Linked DNA regions of Mus musculus: region 2 is linked to region 1. Evidence: chromatin loops called from intact Hi-C (ENCODE). Cell type or tissue: heart. All regions are shown on one strand.

Region 1 (8,000 bases):
CTTCCATTTTCCCATTTCGGTTTGGACCAATGTAATGTGCGTCTTCTCTTCAGTGGTCAAAGCAAAATAATAATAATAAATTAACTAAAGAAGAGTGTGTTAGAAGAGATTTAATTCTCTTAGTCAATCAAGTAACATTTTTAACTACATTTTATTTAACCGGCCTGTGTACACACTGTGTGTATGTGTGTGTGTGTGCCTGCATGTGTGTGACATGGCACATGAGTCTAGGTCAGAGGACAACTTAAGTCAGGTCTCTCTTTCTACCATATGGATCCAAGAGATTGATGGCAGGTTGTCAGATGTGGTGGCAGGTGTCTTTGCCTGCTGAGACTTTTCGTCAGCCGCAAATAGCTGCTTTTCGAATCATCAAAATTGAACGGCATAATCTAATAGTGTAAAGGGATATCTTTGCTTAAATTTTAGTAGTAGCTTTACTTCCATAAAATTAACAAATACTCATTAAAAGTCTAATATTATTAATAGCAGCACCGTTAAAGACCATCAATAATTCAAGACTTTAAGAGATCTTATATTAATTCAAATCAATTATATAGTGTACATGACTCTACCCGCATTTCAGAGTATTGAATCTAAAATAACTTAACTGTTGCCCAATATACAAGAAACATCTTTCTTGTCTTAGTTTTTTCTTTACATTCTTTGAGGAACATATATATGGCTTTCATCCCAACAACCCTAGTATCTTCCTCTAGCCCAGCTGTATGTTCTTATGTCAGAATTTACAACCCAATTTGATACGGTCCATTTTCCACTGTTCCAACACCTATTTCTAAAAATGGTTTAGTAATCATTTTATAATCTGAAGTAATGTCAATTGTTCTAAGCATTTTTAGCTTTAAATATGAGGGTCTTTATGCTTGGCAGCATGTAATTAATTATATTGATTGGGGAAAATAAGTTCATGAAAAGAATAATTTTTCAAAGATAATGAAACAAGTGTTATCCTTTATAATGATGGAGACGTGAAAGGCTCAGATGCTAATTGTACTGAATATGTCACAGGGAAGAAAGTACAGGAAAAATCCTGCCAGTAACATCAGCACAGAAAGCATAGTGTACTTGATAACCAACCTATCAGAGCTTTGGCAAAAAGAGCCTCTTCAGAACTCAGTACAATAATGTGCCGAAATAGATATTTCCCACCCATGAGGAACAGCTACAGTGAGAATTAAATTACTTCACATTTGAGAGAGGGTAATGTCATTATTAAATCCATGTTCTCTACCTTTTCACAATGGCCTTTCCCAGAAACCTTTCATAACTTGTAGCCCTAATTACAAGTTAAGCTTCAAATCCGAGAGAGGCAGCCACAAGTTTGATTTGTTTTTAATCTCTATTTTAAGATAAGGATTGCTGAGTGGGGGTTTAATGACTGCCCTGAGATTATTCATACTGACAGAGTCAGGGGTAGAAGTGGACAGATTTCTCTCCTTGTTTAGTTTCTTGCTTTCATTCCAACTGACCCTGATAGATTGGCTGCATTAATTAATATATAATTTCTTGACGTACTTTTTGATTACGTGAATCTTTATCCCTTTAAATAAAAAGAAACACCTTCCTTTAATAACAGGGAGAAAAAAATCAGACATATGTAATTAGGAACTAAAAACAAACAAATTGCCCTAAAACAGTTTTCATTTAAATATAAACAATTCATTAAAAATCAAAAAACATTGGCCTTTCTATGCCTCCTATGCTGGTTCTCATAGAAGTGCAGAGAATTCTAGCACCAAACACACAGTATTTTTAGCTGTGTAGAATGTTATCTTTTCTTTTTCTTCTTTATCCTTAAAATAAAAAGGCTTCCTCGATCTTAAATTTTTCACAATTCTTCCTGTCAAGTGTTAATTCTGAATTCTTGTTTTATTCCAAGCTAAATGCAGAAAGCACTAATGATAGATATTAGTGTTATGTACACCTGGCTGTTGATTCTCTTTAAGCCTTTCATTTGTTCAGAATTACTTGATTGACTTATTCACTAATACTATGCTATGCAAAACTTATACAGGGCTAGAAGATACAAAATATGAGATAACACACAAACTGTAAAATCACATATTTGGTAAGATATAAAGTACTTATAAAAATTACATGGGCTGTCTGTACATTTCTGCTTGCAAGGTCCTAAATCACCTACCTCTTTCTATCACCAAAAATCCCTTTAAAAAAATTGAGGTTCTCTTCAATCTTACCTTTTTGTTAGAGATTTTTCTAAATGGTAACTGCTTTTGTAACAAATGCACTTTTGTACTTTTAATTTTCTGTGTTCATGTGTGGGGTTGTGGGTGTGGAAGTGTACCCTAGAGAGGATGAGTTCTCTCCTAACACGTGGGTCTCTGGGTTGAGATGGGATGGTCAGGCTTAGAGGTATGCGATTTTCCTTCTGCGCTTTCTCACCAGCTTCTTATTGCTTTTGGACTTTCTAACTTTAAGATCTGTTTATTTTTTCAGAGATTAACTCTTCCCTCCACATTTTTGAATATATTACACGTTTACTTTTCTTTCCTGAGCTTCCTTCTTACATGGTTTGTTCCTTGGATAGTCTGTGAAGATACTGTTTTTTTTTTTTTATGCAATAGGAACACATATATGTACTTCTCTCTCTCTCTCTCTCTCTCTATATATATATATATGTGTGTATGTGTGTATACATGTATATATATGTATGTGTTTATACACACACACACACACACACACACACACACACATATATATATATATATATATATATATATATATATATATATATATATATATTTTAAACGAGAAGCCATGTCAAGACCGTCATATTAAAAAGAAACCAAAGGAATAGGGTCTACATGTCAGCTTTTAACTGTAAAGAAATGGGATTACTGTCAGCACAGCCAGTTTGGAAAGGGATGGCCTAGCAAGATGGGTCAACTGGCTGAAGAGGAGGAAGGCACAGAAAACAGCAAAGGTCTGAATATTCTCTATACTGAAAACGTGGTAATAGTAGGCAAGTCTGTTGCGTAGTGAGCATCTTCTTTTTCTAAATGGTAACAAGTCCAAGAAGTTTGTGCATGGCTTGTTCTGGAAATCAAATAATAATTCTCACTCTGTCTGTCTGTCTGTCTGTCTGTCTGTCTGTCTCTCTCTCTCTCTCTCTCTCTCTCTCTCTCCCTCTTTCTTCTCTCTTATTTTTCTCCCTTCCCTCCCTCTCTCCCTCCCTCTCTTCCTTTCTAAAAAGGTAAATGAAGAAAAGAGTGGTGTTGATTGCAAAAACAATCGAGCCCCTTAATAACTAGCAACATGAATAACAGCATAGAAATAAAAAGAAAGGATCATACCGAGTAACAAAGTCATTTTTATCAGAAAATGATGTAGCTATGATTTTTTTCTTTTAAAAACACTCACAAAAAGCATTGTGAGGTGACTTTTACTGTCTCCATTGGAGAACAAGGGTCATTTGGAGACTGTCCCTTTCTTCTACAAGCCTTTGTGTAAACAGTTTTAATTTTGTTTTCCTTGTTTCTAGAAATTAAGTGCGGAAGCTTTTAAGTAGTCCTCTGGGCTGTTTTGATGGCGATTTTGGCATAACTGCACTGGAAAATTAAAATACTCTACAAGGAAAGATTATTAGTGTTTGAGGGAAAGATTAGGACAGGCAAGAAAGGTTTCTGTTTCCGTTTCCTATCAAACATTGTCACTTAATGTTCAGTCACATTCGCACACGAACTCTTAAAGCAAAACCTCTTGGATCAGTTAGGCTTGATGCTCTCCATATGAGTAAATAAAACCAACGTGCAAGGGCTAGGTAATTAACTAGCCTGCTCACACAGTCACTGTTTGGTTTCCTTTGGTTTTGTTTGGTTATTTTCCCGTAGTGGTTGTTCTGCGGGGTTGACGTTTCTATGGAGAGCAAACATGAAAGGTCCACTCTGCAAGGAACTTTGAAAAACGTTCCTCAATGTATCTCCTTCCTTGGACATCTCCAGGCTGATCACTAGTGGAGGTACCACTTTTCAGCTGCCAAACCTAGAAGGACGGGGGCGCTGTCTGGTGACTTTGCTTGCTTCCTTCAAGGCGGCGACCACCTCCAGGGATTCGCTCTCCAGTAGCGCCGCTTCTACTCGGGTCCCAAGACCTCTGCATAGTGATGCCAGGACACTGAACCTCCGTGCCAAGGCTCTGGGGACAGTTACCCGGGAGTGTCGGGTCATGCCAAGATGCTCTTCGAGGGTAGACAAAAAGCGCCCGGGGTCCACATTTGTGGGCCGGGCTTCTTCCCTGTGTCTTGGGCTTGGGCTTCGGGGCCCAAGTCCCCCACCCGTCGCCCCAGCCCTGCCTCCCCCTCCATCCCACACCCCAGCAGCATCCTCTCCCGGAAACAAGCCTGCTGAGCAAAGGCGGAGGCAAACCTTGGGCCTTCCGCTCTGATTGGTCTCCCCCCGCCGCGCGGGGCGAGGCGGCGATTGGCTGCCGGGCGTTGTCAGTCGCCGAGGCCAGAACCGTCGCCGGGGAAGCGCAACCCGGCTCCGGTGCTCCGGCTGCCGCCGCGGCTGCTCGGCTGGTGCAGCTGAGCGAGCCCGCGCGGGCGCCGCTGCCGCCTCCGCCGCCGTCCACCGCGCGCTGCCAGCACCGCGGGGCTTGCAGGAGGCCGCCGGGAGGGGCGGGCGCGCGAGCTGAGCACGAGGAGGCGGAGGCGGGGGAGAAGTGATGCTGGCGCCAGGGATCCGGGCAGCGGCAGCGGAGAATAAGCATCTTCGGGACCCCGGCTGCAGCGTCCCTGTGGCCCGCGGGCCAGCAGAACGGCCAGAGACGGCGCGTCCCGCGGGTAAGGTGCGGCTCTCCAGACCGCCTTGTAATCTTGGGGTGCTTACAAGCTCCTAGTGGCCGGAGCATCCGGACAAGGATGTTTGGGACCTAGACAGCGAGTTCTGCTGCCTGGCCAGGCTGATGCTCGCGCCGGTGCGGCTTCAGCTCCTGCCTTCTGGCTTAGGCAGTGACAGACTTTGACAGCGCGTGGATGGCATTGTGTGTGAGAGAGTGTGGGTATGAGTGTGCGCGCGCACACGCACGAGGTTTGGGGCACTTTGAAAGGAGAGGAGTAGGTCCCCTTTATGTAGACTGATGTCCTTCAAGGATCCGGGCTGGAATGAACAGGATGTTTTGAGCGCGCTGGGACGGAGAACTCGGTGCATTGAAAAGTCTCCTCTGGCATAGAAGGAGCCGGGCAAATTGAACTTTATTGCCTTAATGAAAAGGAGCCCTTGGGTCTAGCGCGCTGGGGGAGAAGCGCATTCACCGAGGCTCCCCAAAGTCTCACTTTACGCCAGGGACTTTGGAGCAGAAAGTAATGGTTGATCAGCCTTGCTGAAGCAAAGAGAAGTTGATAAGGGGCGAGGGCCAGAGGCTAGGCTTGGGGACTGGCCACTTATAGGTGGCAGAAACCCCGCGTGGGAGGCTCAGTTCACTTTTCAGGAGCGCAGATTTGGGGTGAAATGAATTCCACTCCAGAGGACTACGCCTTTGAGCTAAGGTGGTCGCAACTGGACAAATGGGCAGAGGTGGAGTGGTGCTAGTGCGGACATTGGAGGAATGTCCTGGAGCAGGCACTTCCTCCCTCGCAGCCCTGACAGGTGTGTCATCGTGTTTGGGACTGGTGTGTCCTGGGACAGATACTGGGAGAGCGGCTGCGCAGTCAGAAACTTCAAGCCTGCTGGGGTCTGGGCTACCAGACTTGGAACACGTTAATTCAAAGGGAACCAGGTTTTTATATCCAGCTTCTTCCAGGACATATGCTGATTTTTGTTTTTGTTCTTTTTGTTTTTCTTACATGTTCCGTTTTGTAAAGCCATTTCAAGTTCCACTTACACTGCAACCTTTCCGCAGAAGACCAATTATGCTCTGCTATTTCTGAGTAGTGCTCTCAGGCTGAGTCTAGAGCTCGCTGCTCAGGACAGTGATTCCCCCATCCCTGTATAGGACGCACAAACTTAACGTTAGAGACTTTTCTCTGGGATCTATTGTCTCCGTAAGGATCTCTCCTTTCGAAACTTCATGAGATATTTCAGCACCAAGGCACTTTCCCCTCTCTGGCTCAGCCCGGGAAAGACTGTGACCAGAGATGGGATTGCAGGAAGCTGTAGAGGTGGGGAGGGCAGCTCCCCTGCCTGGCAGGGTTGGGAAAACCAAAAACTGGCTCAACACAGGGATCTGGGATCTTGAACTGCCTACACCAATTTCCCTGTTTGAAGCTGGGTTATCTGTTGGGGAATCTAATGGGGATTCTGTTGTCCGACCACTGGACAAATTTCATAGACCACCACCACCACAACAACAATAACAACATGCCAGAGTGAGAAACAGCTTTGCTTGGGCTCCTTTCTGGTTTGCTTGAATAGTGAAAACGAAAGTATGGCACCCCAGAGGAATAGTGTGGGCAGCAAGGAGGGATCTGTGCAAAACCCCCATCTTTGTAGTTTGCAAAACCTAGCTATGTTATTCTAAAAAGAGATGAGCAACTTCCAATAAAGAGGTAGCGGTGTTAATTTTATTTCTGAAGCTTTATTAGAAATTGCTACTGAATATTTGTTTTTAACAGTCATGATTTCTGGCTCCAAAGCCTCTTTTTCTGATATATTTATAAGGTGTATGTTGTTAGATTTGTAGTCAAGATTCACCTGCCTCCAGATGATTTTTTTTAATTATAACAACTTTTAAATTATTACAACATTCAGGACTTTATGGATGTTATTAACATACTAAATGGTTACTTTTAGTTTGTGGGAATTTTTTTTTTACACAAATCTGTGAGCTGACAAAAATATGTCTTTGTCCATGATGGCTTAGTATGAAGGTACTAAGTTTAAAATGTGGTACACATTATTGATAAAAAATTCCAAAGAAACTTAAATCCAAATGAATTAAATAATACCGTCCAATATTAAAGATGGAACTTCTTGGAAGAATTTTAGCATTTGGCTAATAAAGTGCTTTTCATGTTGTTATCAAGTAACTTCTAAGTAGATTGTATTATATATAAGGGTAAGTTGCATGTCTTAGAATACAATAATGTACTTATTTTATGGTGGCCTTTTAAAGGGGGGTTTCTACTTTGAAAAATAATTCCTTTTGGAGAAATAAATTTTAAGAACAATGAGAGTAAATATATTAAAGCTCAGAGAGTGATGTGCATGTCCATAAATTAGGACAGAAGTAGAAGCATGCTTATGTGCAGGCACAGTGACACTGGCCATAAGGGTAGGGAGGAGGAGACAACACCTTTTGTTGGTAGCAATGGGTGGAATAGCTGCTAGTTTCTATAAGCAATTAATGTTCTTCCAAGTCTTCAAATTTACTTCAATTATGGCATGCTTTGCCTCAAGGAAGCCCATGAGCTTAGACTGCCTTATATTCTAGACAAATTTTACTAACTCCACTAAAGGTCAAGTTGTCAAATCTCCAAGCCACCAAATTCTCTCTTGGACATCTATCAAATTTTAATTTTAGCGTTTACTGATTAATTCTTCTAAAAAGGTCACGGTTTGTATGACAAACAGTGCAATAGGTCCCCATTAACTTATGAAACCGAACATGTATGTTAAATAATCAAAATAAGAATGTATTCATAAAATATCATCACAGGAATTATCTTGCAGAAAATTCTTTGGGGGGGGGTGAAGTCAATCTTTTTCTAAAACTAAGAATTTTAGCAGAGTTGCAAATCCCAACCAGTAGTAAATCAGAAAGTTATTTTTATCCTATCATTGTTTGACTATCCTTATCTCTTTTCATGCCTGCATGCTTGTGTGTGCTACACACACACATACACACACATACACATACACATACACCCACACATACACACATACATACACACACACATACACACACACATAGACACACACATACACACACACACACATACACACACACATACACATACACCCACACACACATGCTAGGAGAAATATGACTGCAACACATTTGAAACATATTTACAAGTCCATTTT
Region 2 (8,000 bases), 110 kb after region 1:
TGCTTACACATTTAATATAGATCATCATGTTGTGATGACCCCCAATCATAAGATTATTATTTTTGCTACTTTATAACTATAATTCTGATACTGTTATGAATTGTGATGTAAATAATTTTGAAGATAGAGGTTTTCCAAAGGCCTTGTGACCCACAGATTGAGAAATATTGATAGAGGAAAATTTTCTCAGAATTGAATGTACCTAACGTCTTATTCACAACTGATTTTGATGGCTTTTGAGGAAGTTTGGGACCTGAGAGTGAACTTTGTCTTAGTTAGGGTTTTTACTACTGTGGTAAATCGCCATGACCAAAGGCAACTTAGGGGTGGGTGGGTTGAGGTTTTATTTTTATCTTCTGGCTTATACAGTTCATGATCTTGGGAAGTCAGAGCCGGGACCTAATGCAGAAACCTGGAGTCAGTAACTGACAGAGGCCACACAAAGTTGCTGCTTATAGCTTTCCTCTCATGGCATCTTCAGCCTGCTCGCTTATAACATTCAGGATCACAAGCCCAGGGGTGACACTGCCTAAAGCTGGGTCTGCCCACATTTGCCATCAATCATAAAAATGCAGCACAGGCTTGCCATAAGTGACTGTTGGAGATGATCCTTTTAGGAAAGAAGGACTGAGGTACTAAATGACTAGAGTTTAAATGACGCTAGCTCATATCAAGTAGTAGACATAAAACTAGCCAACACAGAAACTATTTACAAAATCATGCTTGATTTCATTTTGTAATGGGCTGAGACTTTAGATGATACTGTAATAGAGTGAATGACTTTTGCATATGTAATAGATATGAATCATTAGGGGTCAGATACAACTGAATAATGGCTTCCCACCCCCCCCTCACAAATAGCTATATCCTTTCTCTAAGCTTATAAATGTTTCTATGAAGAAAACTTAAAAGTGATCATGCTAAAAGTCTTGCAATGGGGAGTGTAGTTCTGTTTTGGAGAAAGAGGAAGGAGGCAAGGTCCAGAAAAACTGTGAGAGTGAGGAAGGAGTAGGGAGAAATGTGAACCCATTTAACTCCAGGAGATCCTAAGATGCTGACAATTGAATTCATCCCCAAAAATTGAGTGCAGGATTCTGAACCTTAGAACTACAAGATCATAAACATGGTATTATGTGGTAATTGGTACAATACCTAGAAAACAATTTCGTTTTCATAAGTGATCTCATGATGATGAACTCTAATACTGATAGTCTCTTCTTGAAATATTAGAACAATGCAAAATAATACTATGTAATAGAGTTCAGAGTTAGAAACAGGAAGTCCAGGAGTACCTAATGTACACATTTCTCATTACAGATGTTTCCGTTACAATTGGACAAGGTTATTAATTATAGTAAAGAAAGAAAGAAAGAAAGAAAAAAAGAAAGAAAGAAAGAAAGAAAGAAAGAAAGAAAGAGAAAGAAAGAAAGAAGGAAAACGAACGAAGGAAAAGCACTACATCAAAAATCCTTATGTTGGTTTTTCTGGGTGTGTGCTCTCTGATGCTCTACCCTTACTTTCCAGAGGATTTCAAGCTGGTTTTAAAGAGACGTTCAGAATGTTAAATGAAGTTCAAGGGATCTAATTCCTGGTTACCCTGTTGAGATATAAGATACAATAATTAATAGCTTTTATGAAGATTTGGTTTTACTGCAAATAAAATCAAATAATTCCTTTGAAGAGTTCATAACTAATTTTTATTTAGCATAATTTGATTGGAATTTCTTATGGAAAATAGGTAAATAGAAAGAGAGCTTATTATTATGAGTTCAAAAGTCGCTTCATCTTAGCTAAGTCATAGTATGAAAGTGACACGGGCTTTGAAAATTTTGTTCTGAGTATATTGCATGTTTTGAACTACTCTGTTCATGGGAATGCATACTAAATAACACGAGGCTTAGAAGAAACACAGGAACCAATTCACTCTGGAGACGTTCTAGAAAAATAAGTGGTCAAGAATGAATTTTTTTTTCTACAAGATTTCTCATATTAAATATCTCTATGTTACATTTGCATACCTGTTTTCTTTTTATTTTAACATCTTTGGATGGATAGACACTATCTAATTGTCAATTTGTGAAGTTTTAAACATATATGATATAGGGTTAATCTTTACTCAGTGATGATATTGATAATAACACATCACTGGACAAGGACCTCAGCACATATATAGTTCAGATGCTCATGAGGACCAGGATGTTGTCAGAGAGCATCATCAGGATGTTAAGGACCTTTATAAAATCCTGTGTGCAGAAGTCATGTTGCTGAGACTGTGGGTAGCTTCTGACTTCTTAAAAATAAGGTGAGCAAGGATAACACTAATAGACATGTCAGAGTGGACTGGGAAAAAGTCTTACCCTCCCACACAGCACTACAGTAAGCTAAGGAATGCTGGAATGCTGAGAGGTGGAGAAAGAGTTTTTTTTTTTTTTTTTTTTTTTTTTTTTTTTGGAGAGACTGGAAGGAGGACAGGGAAGGAAAAAAATCATGTAATTATATTGTAATCCTCAAACTAAAATTTAAAAAACCCACAAAAAAGAATGTATTTTACATGGCATACTAATGGCAAAGCACCTTTTACCTTTCTCTTTCTGATGGAGACATGACTACAGAAGGCCTGTGTAGAAATAGAATGCTCTACTGTGATGAACATGCTCCTGGCAACCTTCTGATAGTTATTACTTACATCATCCTGTAGGGCTTTTCAAATGAGGAGCCTTTGTGTTGGCTAATGAGGTAATGTCTATATAAATAAATTGATTTTTAAAAAAATATAATATCTTTATTACATTTTTAAGAATTTTATATTTACCCTCCTCACCCAAGTCCCTACACACACAAATTCGTGACCTATCTATCTATCCCTTTCTGTCTTTCTCTTTTCTCTCTCTCCAGTACCTTTCTTTCTTTCTTGAAAACTCAAGTCCAATTTACATTGCTTAACGACCCTTAGGTGTGGCACCTGTCCTATGGAATGTTCTATTTATCAAGGGTCATCTCATTAAGTGGAATTGACTCTTTTTCTTCAAGAAGCTATAAAACTCAAATCTCAATTCACCATCCACCATCCTATAAAATTCCGCCATTCTAACTTTTTGGCGATATGACTTAAAGAAAGATTTGTTTGTTACAAAGTTCGATGAAATCTCATTTGTTTTTTTTCCCCTCAATCTACCTGTCCATGGAGTAAATTACCTCTTCTCAATAATTTATTTCTCTCTTCCCACCATTTCTTCCGATTTTTCTTTCCTCTCTCATTTAATTCTTTAATTTCTGCTACCTCTTTTCTCTCCTTTCTTCTGTCATTCTCAATATCCTTTCTTTTTAAGAGTCCTTTTTAGAATCCCCTGAATCCACATTATTGAGACAAATCTAGTGGAGCAAAGATGGAGAAAATTTTGGAGATGATTTTCCAGTTATTAAACAGATGAAAGCGAAACCTCTCACTTCTGAACTTAAAGGCAGTGTGTTGAAATGTCAGAAGAATAGGTCATCCATCCCCTGACACTTCTTGTTGAGTAATACTGCTGTCTTATTTCTTCTTGATATTAAAACCCCTTAAAGAATGAAGAGTTATTCCTCCCCCTATCCTGTATGCTTTAATGGCCTGAGGTTCTGAATATTCTTGTCCATGAGAAGACAAGGTTATCTTCTGTTCTATCTAAGAATATTTTTATTAGTGAGAAGGACAACGTGGCAACAAGCTGAATGACATCTCCCAGTTTCCCAGAAACTGTAACCCCAAGGTCTGCTTCAAATGAAGAAAGAAAAAAAGAAGGTCCCTTCAACATAGCTAAGTAGTATGCCACTGGCAAGCAAGCTTGAATATCTCCACCCTTCCAAAAGAAACCCCCAAAAGAAAATTTTATTAATCTAGGTAAATTACTGTAGCTATCCGAAAACTTGACTTGATTCAGATAAAAGCAAAGTAATAAATGATTACTCACACCTTGAGTACTATTAAGCAGTTAATCTGTATCCCATGCAAATTAACAACAAAAAACTTTTGTCGGCCTTTACATTTTAATTCCTATTCACTAAGCTGTACACTGTTGTATATTAATGCTTTATTATTTAATAAACAAGTTTTGTTTTTAACCTCTAGTAATACAATACGGTCAGTTTGTATGAGTAGTTAGCAGTTGTGCAATTGAAAGGATCACAGCACAAAGAGTAACCCACAGTCTTGGCTGTTCACCAAACTATTAATTTAGGTTTACTGAGAACACATTTTGGAAGTGAGACAGTATTTGATTTGATTTTCTCTTTGCTTTCTCTTTCCCCTTCTCTCTTTATTGATTGCTTTATGCTGCTATTTCTGGCTTTTTTTTTTTTTTGGTAGCATCTGTCAACATCACTACTATATTAGTCTGTAACTTTAGAGTGATACTAGGTTATAAAAATGCACATTCATCAGGCAGGCATGTGATCCCTGCTACTCAAGAGACTGAAGCTGAAGGATCAAAAGGAAACTGAGACCAGTCTGGGAGTGTTAGTGACATTTTTTTCATACTTCAGGGCTTATTTTATTTTCACTACACTGAGGTTACAGAACACATAATTATAAATTGTCTTAAATATTGATATACAGGCAAGATAAAAGAATATTCAGTAGATTTTAGCAAGGTGTCTATGTTAAAACATTTAATAATCATAGCATTAAATTTAGTGTTAATTTTCAAAAGGTATTTTATAGGCTCCTTACATATAAATAGCTTATTGCACAGTAGTACAGCTCTTGTCTAGCATCTGTGGCATCTTGGTTTTAAACTTCAGTACCATAAAAAGACAGAAAATATTTTCTGTTAGTCTAATGAGTGTTGTTATGGAAGTCTTGTGCTCACAGCCTGTTACTTTGTTTCAGAGTCAAGGTATCAAAGACTAAAACAATGGCTGTCCTTTATGTTATTGAAAAGAGATACTTGAATACATGCAATATGTAAAAAATGTTAACTACTTGTAAGAATAATAACCACCAAGAGTTTTCATGACAGGAATATCTGGTAACTTAGAACAACTAATGAAAGTAAGTTTACTCAGTCACATGAATTGGTCCTTCTTCACTCTTTGTTCAACATGCCGCCTACTCAGTGTCAGGAGTAGCACAAGCAGCTATAGGTACAAAGCAAAGATTCCAGTCCTTTTGTCCTTGAGTTCCATCTTTAGGGATCTTTGTTCTGACACCAATGCATCTCATGCGGAGAAGACATCTATTAACACAGACCTTTGTATGCTAAGTCCTTCCAGACTGTGACCAACTACCCTCACAGGTCCCAGAAGTCAGAGTAGCAACTGGCATGTCATGTGGCCATGAGCATATCTGGCAGACGTTTTTAGTAACCATTGCAGTCTGACTTCTTATTTACTTGAGATGCCTTGGATAGGAACTGTGCAGGTGGCTTCTTTAGGTGTGTAGGACAATGTGGTCAGCAACCATATTCTGAAATTTCTAGAACTGCCAAACTGGTAGGACAAATTCGCACCAGAAATAGAGTTAGACGCTCCACCCCAACCAGGGATTGTTAGCAAAGTATGTGTGGCTTTCTTGAACTCAAAATAATTGCTAATTAATAGGACCATGAAAAATAAAGTGATGTAAAAAATTAAATGCATTTTCCGGTGATATTAATGTAAACCTAGTGTAATGATAATTTTTGCCATTGGCACAGACAGTAACATTACCTATATTTTCAAATTTTAAATTAATGAATTTAATTTATTTTCCTTGCCTTTAGTTTCCCTCCAGATATTTAATTACGTTGTCTCTTCTGTTTCCTTAAAACAGTATTTAACTTCAGGTTATTCACTTTCCCATTATTTTATAGTGGAAACTCCTCATTTTTTCCCATCATCCTGTCCCTCCGAGAAAATCCTTCTTAGAGCTCTTGTGATGCCACTCTTACATGACGTTGTTGTTTTCTATGCACAGTGAATGTTCTGATGTTTCTCTGAGCTACAGTTTTGTGTTAGAAACACACTATTTTCTGGAATTTTCTCAGCCTTGGTTTACTGTGCCATGCCCCACTCCCCCTCTATTAGAGGACATCCTCAAGAGCCTTTCTCAGAAACAGGAAATAATGACTCAGGGGCTAAACATTAGGTAGTTGAATACTAGAATGTATAAACCTAAATAAATATCCTCTCATTTGAATGTGTAATCCCAATGTTAATAAGCATTTATATCTGCTGCTCATCATCAGTCTTACAAAAGGCAGTTCTATTCGGGTCTCCAAATTTTAGTCTTCTGAGACTTTTCTATTTTTCACCGCAGTCGTAATATGATGTGTGAATACTTGATTTATTATTCTTAATAATCAATCATTTTCATCTTAGGACTTGACTTCATCACTGCTATCTAATATTTTGGTCACATTTTGATATCTTTCCATGTCCCTTTCTCTGGAAATCTTTCCAGTAATACTTACATCCTTCAGGGAACTCTATTCTTTCTTACATTCTGTTCACATTTCTGTCTTAATTTACATTTTATATTAAAATGTTCAGATATCTTTTTACCAATCACCACATCTCTATGTACATATCTACTCTTCCAGTGATATGCACTAGGCTATTCATTTGGGAAAATGCCTGGGAGATTCCTGTAATTGATGGCACTCTATCTCTGAAGATTACCCTAAGCACAATATGTGGCCATAAGCACATCACTGGGTATATGTTACAGTCATTACAGTACAGCGTCTCCTTAAAAACTGTGATAACATTTTTATTATTTGTTTCTGTGTCTAGCGATTGCATGTATGCCATATTCTATGTGTGGACATCAGAGGACAACTTTGGGGTGGGCATTTCTTCATTTTCTTTTAATGCTGTAGGTTTTAGGGATTGAACTCAAATCATCTAACTTGGTGGCAAGCATCTTTACTGTCTGAGCCTCATCTCCCATTCCTCTTTCTGCCTTTTTCTGTGTTGTAGAGTTGTACTTTGTAAATCTCCATCTCTTAAGTTTTGTTTGGAAAGGACTGGGAGGCTTGAGCTGACTAGGATATGCATTTTTAATGGATTAATTAAGAGATTAACTAACTAAAAACCTGGCATTTCTTAGACCATCTATCCCAACACACAATCACAGACAGGAAATAGAAGCTACACCATGAGCTTACACAGGCATGAATCACACAGGAAATTAATCCTCCAAGTCGAATTTCTGGCCAAATTGTTTTGCTTCAGTTGTCTGTTTTTCTCGTTTTTTTCCCCCTCTTGCAAAGATATAATTAACTTAAATGATTATTCAAGTTTCATAAGATATACTTAGAAATAATCATTATTTTGTCTTCTGTTGCCTCCTCAGTCAACTTAATGAAGGATTGTCTTTTACTGGTACTGGAAAACCTACACCAAACTACCAATCACATGAAATTACCCAGGGAACTCAACTACTTAACTAAAATGGCCCAGTCCTAGATAATGGTAAATTTTCTAAATTTATTTTAAAATTTCATTCTTTGACCCTCTTTCCTCAGCAAGGTAGTTTCACTTTCAGCTTGATTGGGGCAGGAGAAAGCAAGGCAAAGACATTTGGCTTCTCTGAAGTTAGCTGCTGTTTTAAACTAGTTCTTTCAAAGGAAAGTTAATTCCTTTGAGAAAGAATATACCATTGAGTTCTTGGACTACTTTTGGGTTCAGCTGGGCATTGCTTTTATTTGACAGATTTCTCCTAATTGTAATATATCTCAGCATACTTAAATCCTATTAATGTGGGTAGGCCCCTCAGTGAAGATTTCAGGACACTTAGATCTCCACTGAGAGGACCACCCACATTAGTAGGAATGTTTCTACAATGTTGCACTTTTAACTGTAAGTTGTATGTACACACCAGGTGTCCTGATGGTTCTTTAGAAATCTCTGCCACTTTATTTGGTTTTAAAAACAGCACCTTCTCAGTAACACAGATAATAGAGTTTCAGCCCTACCCATTAAAAAAAAAAATTAGCTATCACAACACAGCCATCATGATGCTATCTTTCAGAACCATCCATAGC

What was found. A loop is a pair of places that touch in the nucleus more often than their neighbours do. Peaks named below come from ENCODE experiments on the same cell type or tissue, not always from the same donor. Only the 100,000 strongest peaks of a DNase experiment are listed, where the experiment ranks them.
Region 2: a loop joins it to region 1, with 2.6 times the contacts of the local background. A loop is called at or near these places in 2 of 42 quality-filtered maps.

What each region holds. Positions count from the first base shown.
Region 1 is chr2:67,561,216-67,569,215 of GRCm38, forward strand. It overlaps B3galt1 (UDP-Gal:betaGlcNAc beta 1,3-galactosyltransferase, polypeptide 1), which reads left to right and starts at 4,474. Exons shown (of 6, transcript NM_001379327.1): 1 at 4,474-4,819. In heart, a CTCF peak has its summit at 4,020; a DNase peak (open chromatin) is centred at 4,436; H3K4me3 peaks cover 2,700 bases; H3K27ac peaks cover 1,215 bases.
Region 2 is chr2:67,667,740-67,675,739 of GRCm38, forward strand. All of the region lies in intron 1 of B3galt1 (UDP-Gal:betaGlcNAc beta 1,3-galactosyltransferase, polypeptide 1), which reads left to right. It overlaps Mir7224 (microRNA 7224), which reads left to right and starts at 7,718; the gene lies at 7,718-7,777. In heart, no CTCF peak of the experiment used is centred here; no DNase peak of the experiment used is centred here.